Regions from separate parts of the Homo sapiens genome. Here region 1 is linked to region 2. Evidence: read pairs that join two places in POLR2A ChIA-PET (ENCODE). Cell type or tissue: OCI-LY7. All regions are shown on one strand.

Region 1 (5,000 bases), 88 kb before region 2:
TTAATGAAAGAAACAGGTAAAATAAATGTGATTCTGCCTTATTTTTTTGTTGCAAATTACTGTTTTTGTGACAGAGTGGCTCCATGATGGGAATATAGTAGGTGTTTAGTATATGACAGCATTAGATAATGCTGTTATTAATAAAAATTGAGAATCCATAACACCAATGATGTTAGTAGCTTTTAAAAATATTGTGGAAACGCACACTGACTTTTTTTTTTTTTTTTTTTGAGATGGAGTCTTGCTCTGTCACCCAGGCTGGAGTGCAGTGGCGCGATCTCTGCTTATTGCAACCTCTGCCTCCCGGGTTCAAGTGATTCTCCTGCCTCAGCCTCCCTGAGTAGCTGGGATTACAGGTGCCCACCACCATACTCAGTTAATTTTTGTATTTTTAGTAGAGACAGGGTTTCACCATGTTGTCCAGGCTGATCTCGAACTCCTGACTTCAGATGATCCACCTGCCTTGGCCTCTCAAAGTGCTGGGATTACTCATGAGCCACTGCGCCTGGCCGGCACACTGACTTTTTAAAAGGAAGCTTAAACTGAGGCCCTTACTACATGTTATAAAAGAACCAGTGTCACCATGTGTAAATTTGTTCTCTGGTGCTTTTCATAATAAAGGATCTTAACCCATTTATGCCTAGCATTCCATTATTGGAATCCTAAGCTTGTGGATGTTACTTATATTCTACTGCTCAAGGTCATTGCCAAGGTCTGATTTTTCACAGAAAAAAATTTGCAACCTCTGGCATAAATGGGTTAATTGCTATTTTAGTATTTTAAATTGGGTTACCACATCACATCAAAGAAATAATGCTACAGTTCTTAAAAATAATTTAATTCAAGGTATATTTAAGAAGTGATATTACATAAAAATCTTATTCAATTCTTCCACCTCTCTCCCCATTTCTTTTAAGAGGGCAAACGGGAAAAAATCAATGAGTTGTTAAAATACATTGAAGAGAGATTACATACTCTAGAGGAAGAAAAGGAAGAACTAGCTCAGTATCAGAAGTGGGATAAAATGAGACGAGCCCTGGAATATACCATTTACAATCAGGAACTTAACGAGACTCGTGCCAAACTTGATGAGGTAAAATATTTACCTGTGACACTTAAAATCAGATTAATTTTGTTTTTATGAATTTGTTAAACTCAGGCCATAATTACACTTTTCAGTGATTTTAAATAGAAACTTAAAAAAAACCTCTCAATGAATTTATTAGTCAGCAAGTTTTTTTAGTTCAAGGAAATTAGCCATGTGGTCCTTGCTATATAGTATTATCTGAAATATAATCAGATGGTGGTATTAGGCAGACAAGATGAGAGGAAAGCCATTTTGAAGGCTTCTTGTAGTTGTAGTATATCCTAAACTACACATTTTGTACAAAAATTTAGTGCTTCAGTTTTCTAGTTTAAAATCATTTTTAAAATTTTTGTAGAAAATTTGAGCAGTTACTTTTGGTTTATTTTAATAGAAAAATTTTTATTAGATGTTATGAAATATTTAGTAATTACAAAATGAGTTAGATATGATAAGTTGTTTTTTTTCTTAGCTTTCTGCTAAGCGAGAGACTAGTGGAGAAAAATCCAGACAATTAAGAGATGCTCAGCAGGATGCAAGAGATAAAATGGAGGTAAGATTATAAACAAGGTTCATGTTAACTTACTTTTTACTTTTGAGACAGGGTCTTGTTCTGTCATCCAGGCTGGAGTACAGTGGTGCCATCATGGCTCATTGTAGCCTTGACTTCCTGGGCTCAGGCAATCCTCTTGCCGCAGCTTCCTGAATAGCTGGAGCACAGGTGTGTACCACCACACCTGTCTAGTTTTTAAATATATTGTAGAGACAAGGTCTTACCATGTTGCCCAGGCTGGTCACAAACTCCTGGGCTCAAGTGGTCCTTCTGCCTCAGCCTCCTGAAGTTTTTTTTTTTTTTTTGGAAGACAGGGTCTCACTCCATTGCACAGGCTGGAGTGCAGTGGTGAGATCACAGCTCACTGCAGCCTTGATCTCTCAAGCTCAAGTGATCCTCCCACCTCAGCCTCCTATTTTTGTTATTTTTTGAAGAGATGGAATCTCAGTATGTTGCCCAGGCTGGTTTTGAACTCCTGGGTTCAAGGAGTCCTCCCACCTGGGCCTCCCAAAGTGCTGAGTTTACAGGCATGAGCAACCATGTCCAGCCATCGTATGTTTTTGACCATAGTAAACCCTTTTGTACCAGAATTATGGAATGATTACACAAGGGAGAGTTAGAGGAATTGAATATTGAAAGGACAGAGTATTACTAAACATTAAGTGAAAGAGAATTAATGGTGTCACAATTCTGCTATTGTACTTCTAATTGCCTTATTTTCTGTTTAATACTTTTGAATAGGATATCGAACGCCAAGTTAGAGAATTGAAAACAAAAATTTCAGCTATGAAAGAAGAAAAAGAACAGCTTAGTGCTGAAAGACAAGAGCAGATTAAGCAGAGGACTAAGTTGGAGCTTAAAGCCAAGGATTTACAAGATGAACTAGCAGGCAATAGTGAACAAAGGGTAAGTTAAAATGCTAAAAATGAAAGATGTGAATGTTCAGGTGAGTAGCAACTGTAGAAGACAGCCCTTTCTGTGACTGGTGTGTGTTGGAATTTTTTTTTAAGCTTTGCTACGTTAGCATAATTTGTACTCAAGTAACAACTTGGTACTGTCCCTTTGTTTCTTACATTAAAAAAGAGTTTCATGTTACAGGTGGGTTTTCTCATGAAGTTTTTTTCCTGAGAAAACATTTATGCTAGACCTAAATTATGCAAAAAATTTAAAGCAGTTTGCATTTTTACTTTGTTTACAGAAACGTTTATTAAAAGAGAGGCAGAAGCTGCTTGAAAAAATAGAAGAAAAGCAGAAAGAACTGGCAGAAACAGAACCCAAATTCAACAGTGTGAAAGAGAAAGAAGAACGAGGAATTGCTAGGTCTGAGAACTTTCACCAACACTTTAACTTTCTACATCATATTATGTAAAACTAGGTTGTCCGAGGAGCTCAATTATATAGTAGCTGCTTTTTACACTTAATTCTTTTTGTATCTTTTTGAAAAATGGCTTTATGTTTCTGTGTGCAGTTGACATTATTGGTTGCAATTAAACTTGGTTATTATTCTCCTTTTCATCCCATTTGCTTCTATTTTGTGTAGATTGGCTCAAGCTACCCAGGAAAGAACGGATCTTTATGCAAAGCAGGGTCGAGGAAGCCAGTTTACATCAAAAGAAGAAAGGGATAAGTGGATTAAAAAGGAACTCAAGTCTTTAGATCAGGCTATTAATGACAAGAAAAGACAGATTGCTGCTATACATAAGGATTTGGAAGACACTGAAGCAAATAAAGAGAAAAATCTGGAGCAGTATAATGTAAGAACTTCTATAGCTGCTTTGTAAAAATCTTTCAGAAGAGATAAATGTGTTTAGTTTTATCTACTTCAAGTTTTCTTTTTAAATAAGTCTACATGTTGCTCTTAAAATATATGACAGATACTTATTTAGAAAAGGCCTGCACAGTTTAATATACATATAGTTCTTTTTTAAAGAATATTCATGTCATTGAGCCTTTATGTAGATTAAGTATATTAAAATGTATGTATGTATTTTTAATTTTTTTGAGATAGGGTCTTGTTCTGTCACCCAATCTGGAGTGCAGTGGTACAAACACAACTCACTGCAGCCTCCACCTTCCAGGCTCAGCGATCCTCCATCCTTAGCCTCCTAACTGGGACCACAGGCATGTATCACCAGGCCCAGCAAAATTTTTATTTATTTTTTTGTAGAGACGAGGTCTTGCCATGTAGCCTAGGCTGGTCTCGAAATCTTGGGCTTAAGCAATCCTCCGACCTTGGCCTCCCAAAGTGGTGGGATTAGAGGCATGAGCCACTGTGCCCAGCTTAAAATATGTTTTTATGAATTGGTAGCATGTGTCTTACATACCCTTAATTTAACAAGATGTCACAACATATGTCTAAAATAGCTTGTTGGTAACTTTTTTTTTTTGAGATGGAGTTTGGCTCTTGTTGCCCAGGCTAGAGTGCAATGGCGCAATTTCGGCTCACTGCAACCTCAGCCTCCTGAGTAGCTGGGATTACAGGCATGCACCACCAAGCCCAGCTAATTTTGTATTTTTAGTAGAGATGGGGTTTCTCCATGTTGGTCAGGCTGCTCTCAAACTCCCAACCTCAGGTGATCTGCCTGCCTCAGCCTCCCAAAGTGCTGGGGTTACAGGCGTGAGCCACCGTGCCCAGCTGATAGTAACAATTTTTTTTTTTTTTTTTTAATACGAGTCTCACTGTGTCACCCAGTCTGGAGTGCAGTGGCATGATCTCAGCTCACTGCAACCTCCACCTCCTGAGTTCAAGCAATTCTCTGCCTCAGCCTCCCGAGTGGCTGGGATTACAGGTGCCTGCCACCACGCCCGGCTAATTTTTTTGTATTTTTAGTAGAGGTGGGGTTTCACCATCTTGGCCAGGCTGGTCTTGAACTCCTGACCTCGAGATCCACCCACCTCAGCCTTCCTAAGTGCTGGGATTGCAGGCGTGAGCCACCATGCCCGGTGTAATTTTTTTTTTTTAAAACTTCATTTTTTGGTATTCCAGCATCTTATGTTACATTTAGTTGTCATGTTTCTTTTATCTGCTTTAATCTGGACCAGTTCTTCAGTTTTTTCTTGACTTTTGGGACTTGACATTTTAAATTATTTGTTATAAAGTACATATATTAATATTTATGTACTTATTAATTGTATATTATATATAATTATTTGTCCCTAATCTCTTTTTTTTGGAGATGGAGTGTTGCTCTGTCGCCCAGGCTGGAGTGCAGTGGCGCGATCTCGGCTCACTGCACCCTCCGCTTCCCGGGTTCAAGCAATTCTCCTGCGTCAGCCTCCCAAGTAGCTGGGACCACAGGCACATGCCACCACGCCTGGCTAATTTTTTGTATTTTTAGTAGAATGGCGTTTCACTGTGTTAGC
Region 2 (5,000 bases):
CACTGGGAAGGAGTGTGGCAAGTCTGTATGCGTGTGGCGGGGTAGGGGGGACAGGGTTGTCTTTTGGGGAATAGGAATGATATTTAAACGACCAGCTCCTCCATGTATTATTTGGATTTTCTGTTAAAAGCAATAAACTTGAAGTAAGACGTGTTTACAGGCCACTACAATCTATCTGAAAAGCCTCTTATGGTTTTTTGCCTCCCATTCAAAAACCACTTACGTGATTGTATGTGCCTTTCAACAAAACTTTGGATTCAATTACAACACTTGTAGGCTCAGAAGATTGCTTTCAAATCTGAAAACTTTGCACCTTCACTTGGTTACAGTACTTTTTAAAAAATGGAGATACGGTCTTGCTGTGTTGCTCAGACTGGTGTCCAAACCCTGGGCTCAAGCGGTCCTCCAGCTTTGGCCTCCCAAAGTGTTGGGATTACAGGCATGAGCCACTGTATCTGGCCTGGTTGTAGTACATTTCAAGGGACTGGCTTTCCCAGCCAAACTGACATTTTTGGGTCTGTCCAGTTAGTAAAAGGTAGGGATTGGGGTGGCAAGAGTTGTACATTGACACAGTTCTTAAGCACACAGTGACTAAAAGGTACTCTACTGGCTTTTGGAGAAGGCTTAGAACTTGGTCAATCGACAAACTCCTGATTAAAGGTTGCTGAATTAAAAATAATATGCCATTTCTTTGAAACCATTCGATTTCACCCTATTTAGTTGTTCCAGAAATGTTTGCTTTGGTTTTAACCATGACCCAACTTTATTTAGTAAGTCTAATAATTCATCTCTTTGAAACCTTTTAGTTTCCACCTTATTTTTTTTTTGAAGAGTGATTTTTTTAGATGGTGATTTTTGTGTGAAATAATATTTACAGTTTGTTAAAGTGGTATCATCTCTCTTTGCACGTTTACATGAATGTGTATTCAATGCATGTTGTCTTGAGTTGAGAATTTTTGTCTTGATTTTTCCTTGCTTCAACTTGATTTCCTAGGGAGTCTAAAAGTTTCACACCTTGGAGTTTTAGAGTAGATTCAAGAAATGATCTAGCTCACTCTTGTCTCTTTCCCAGGGACTGTTGGTTGATATCTGGCACAGACAGATAGGAAGTGAAGAATGTGGCACATCCTTAGACTGCCCGTTGGTGAGATCTGAAACTAAGTTTCTCATGACTGGACTGTATTTCTTTAGCTGCTGGGTGTGAAAAGCCCCAGACATTGGCTTCTGCTTCTTTCACCATCATTATGATTTGTGGGCATTGATGCTAGGCCTGGAATCCCTGCAGCATTCATCTCTGCTGGGGTTCTCTAATACAGCGGCTGAGAACGGTGCTAATTCCAGCTGCCAGCATGATCCTCCTTCCCTGGCAAGAGGGAGCCCCGCTCAGAGAACATTTAAATACCGTAGAACCATCCCTGTTACAGGTTTCCTTTGGGATGCTCTTGACGCAGGAAATATGGCTTATTCTCATAAATACTTTGAGATGTACTTCAGTTTCTCCAAACTTTATGCATAACAACACGACTGTAACAACAAAAAGGGAAATTCTTGAAAGAAAAAATATTAGCAGTAATCTCTTTGTCAGATTGTTATTTTTCTCTTTTGTGTTCCTTCCTTTTATTTTTGGTCATGTGCATATATTTTAAAGTATCACACATGGTTTTACATTCTATTTTCCTGTTAACATTATGATGTAAAAAGACTTTTCTTGCAGTTGCATCCTCTTCATAATTTAATTTTTCATGATGGCATTGGCGCTGCCAAAGAAAGTCACTTTCCCATGCCAGGAGAAAAGACCATCTCTCCTGTGGCTGCCTCGAAGCCCCCAGGCCTAGAAACGTCTCCAATCAGGAAACAGAAGCCTCCAGTGGATCATCTTCAGGGATCGCTGGAGAACCACGTGGGCATGTACACATACCTCCTCACTGAGCTGACTTACCCAAAGTTATTATTCACCTACTGATGGACAATGATGGTTCTAGTTTTTCTGTCTTATCAATACTATAGTAATGGCTTTCTTCATGCATGTCATTTTGGAATATTTTCTCAGAATGGGATTATTATTTCTAAGCGTATGAATATTTTTATTGCTTTTGATATATTAGCCACATTGCTTTACAATAAAGTTGTACCTGTTTAAAAAGTTAGCAGTAACATAGGAGGATATTGGTCTCACAATAACTAAGCGGAACCACTCTGCCCAGCTTTGAATTCCAGCTTGACACTTGGCATTTACCAGCTGTGTGAACTTCTGCAAAGTATTTAACCTACCTGTGCCTCAGTTACTGCCTCTTTAAAGTGGGAGTGACACAGTACCCACCTCATAGGTCTATTATTGGGAATGAGTATTTGTATATTGCTCAGAACAGTGTCTACCAAAGTATTATGCATTGTGCGCTCGTGAAACAAACACCTCTCCAGCTCAAGATTTTTTTTAAAAAACTAATTTAATAGAAGTAAAATGACACTGTTTAAGATATATATATATATGTATATATATCGACATGCTTATTAACCGTATTTACAAGAAACACTCCCTTTAAATCTCTTTATTGGTAAAGATATCTTTTAAAATGTTAATTTACAGAAGAGATCCATTCTGGTGTGATTATTGATATTATGTAGGAATTCTTTTTCAGCTTTTACAGAGTTGCTATCCCTTTAGGGTGGAGTCTCATCACCAAAATATCACCTGGGACCCGAGGTGCTGAGGCTCATAATCAGCCACTTAGCTCTGAAGACTTCAAATTCACCCCAGAGGGACAAACTTAGGGGGTATTTTAGGGCCCTATTAGGGACTCTTCTTCCTATCTTGTCCGATGACGGCTCTCGGAGGCTCCTGGTTTTGATGTCTGGCATTGCTTTTACCCGGTGGGCTTCAGGGAGCCGTCCCTGCCGCGCTTTGCGTTTCTCCGCGCACTTGGACAGGGTTCTGCCACGAGGGAGGCGATGCCTGGCGCCGCGGGTGGGGGCAGTGGTGAGACTTCGGCCCCTGGTGGCCGGAGAGGTCGCAGCACTTGTCAGTTTATGGCTCCCTCGGCTTTCCCCTTCTTAATCCGCTTTCTGCTGAGCTCTCCGAATAATTCAACCCTCGTGTTTGAAAACTAGAAGCCTGAGAGGTCTCAGCGAGACAGTCAAAGGGGAGGCTCCCCTCGCCGAGTGTCACCCGGGACCCTGCGTCCCCGCTCTGCAGAGACCTTCTCTCCGGGCTGCTGCCGTCCTCCCTCGCCCGGCGGAGCTTCCGTGATCGTCAGCCAAAGCCCCCGGGGCGGTGCGCCGCAGGCGGTCTTCCCGGGTGTTCGCGGAAGCTGCGCGCTCGCGCCCCCACGGTTCTCCAGCGACCCCTGAAGATGCTTCCGTCCGCGGATAGGGGACGTTTCAGACCTGGGGTGGGCACAGCGGTCCCCGGTGAGATGGTCTTTTCTCCTGGAGTGGGAAGGCAACTTTCTTTTGGAGTGCCAGTGCCCCCAGAGTGCTAGGTTGTACCGTGGACTTGTACTTGAGTTTTTCAAATAAAGCTTGACACATACTTAGTATAGAGCAGTAGAAAGCAGGGAGGAAAAACTCGTCATGGGTCCACTATCTAAAATCAACTGATATTTGGAATAGTTCCTTTGCTTTTTTGTCTATACATACGTTAGATTTATTTTTTCTAGTTTTTAATTGTACTATGAAGCTCAACTTTGAACTTTGCATTTTTTCTCTTATTATTATTTTACAAACATACATACTGGCTGCATAATATTCTGTCATGCCATATACAGCCACTCTACTTTTGAATATTTAGGTGTTTTTTTATTTTCATTAAAAAATTCTGCAGTAAACATCTTTCTGGCTAAAACTTGTTTCCGTATTAGGTTATAGTCTCATTATCATAGGGCAGAGTGAGAATGTTTTTAAGGTTCTTGATACATATTCCTGAATGGCTTTTCTTTCTTTTTTCTTTTTTCTTTTTTTTTCCTTTTTTCTGAGACGGAGTCTTGTTCTGTTGCCCAGGCTGGAGTACCATGGTGCAATCTCAGCTCACAGCAACCTCTGCTTCTTGGGTTCGAGCAATTCTCCTGCCTCAGCTTCCCAAGTAGCTGGGATTACAGGCACACACCACCATGCCTGGCTAATTTTTTTATTTTTAGTAGAGACAGGGTTTCACTATGTTGGCCAGGCTGGTCTCAAACTCCTGACCTCGTGATCCACCCAGCTCGGCCTCCCAAAGTGCTGGGATCACAGGCGTGAGCCACCATGCCCAGCATCCAAATGGCTTTTCAAAAAATTTGTATAAATGTTTACTCCTGCTAGCTGTGCTTAAGTGTTTATTTCCGGCCAGCCTCACCAGCACCAGGAATTATGAGAATACTCTTAAGATAATGTCACTAAGGCCACAGGCGAGGAGAGCTTAGAAGGTACTGGCTGCTGAAGTCTGTGTGATCTGAAACCTAGATGTATATTCTGCAATCTGCTTGTTTCCAACTCCCCACATTCTGAGGACAGTGGCCTATATTGAAACTGGAGGAATGAGGTTTACTTGTGTTTCAGGGATTGAAGTGGTACTAGAGGTTGTGTTGGATTGCTAAGTTCAGAGAGCCATCAGAAATTGTTATGAGCTTGAGTCACATAAAAATGGAATATCCTTTACTGTGGGTGGCATAGCTTTTTAGGGTTGGCTTCCTAAACATTTTGGGGAGAATGAATCTACCAGCAGAGAAGCTTTCCTTTGGCAGTCTGAGGGTGTATCTTCCTGAGGCAAGGCCAGACTTGAGGATATTCTAATCCTCCTTCCTGCATTTTTATATTGCAATTTCTTGCCAAACTTGCTGCCTGAAGAGAGACGATATCTCTTTAAGGGTGCATTTTAGTTCATTTGTGTGTCAGGTGGGTGGGAAGTAATATAAAACTCATTTATGGCTACTCAGTCTGCAAACATATTGGAAGGAAGGGCTGGGCTTTAATATCTGTGTAGGATGGAAGTCATTTTTGAGTTATAGTCAATTCTTATGTTCTGT

The links. ChIA-PET counts read pairs that join two places held together with the same protein. Peaks named below come from ENCODE experiments on the same cell type or tissue, not always from the same donor. Only the 100,000 strongest peaks of a DNase experiment are listed, where the experiment ranks them.
Region 1: POLR2A ChIA-PET joins it to region 2 with 9 read pairs; 2 of 35 experiments call an interaction of 5 or more read pairs at or near these places.

The regions. Positions count from the first base shown.
Region 1 is chr10:110,581,006-110,586,005 of GRCh38, forward strand. SMC3 (structural maintenance of chromosomes 3) reads left to right here. Exons shown (of 29, transcript NM_005445.4): 8 at 1-16; 9 at 918-1,093; 10 at 1,557-1,637; 11 at 2,379-2,543; 12 at 2,836-2,957; 13 at 3,178-3,391. Among named protein-coding and RNA genes, the nearest start is that of SMC3, 16 kb to the left of the region's middle. In OCI-LY7, no CTCF peak of the experiment used is centred here; no DNase peak of the experiment used is centred here.
Region 2 is chr10:110,669,261-110,674,260 of GRCh38, forward strand. The region is part of intron 1 of RBM20 (RNA binding motif protein 20); the gene reads left to right. Among named protein-coding and RNA genes, the nearest start is that of RBM20, 27 kb to the left of the region's middle. RefSeq lists an enhancer at 3,246-3,535. In OCI-LY7, CTCF peaks have their summits at 3,015 (motif pointing left) and 3,218; DNase peaks (open chromatin) are centred at 2,991 and 3,251; H3K4me3 peaks cover 1,311 bases; H3K27ac peaks cover 1,154 bases.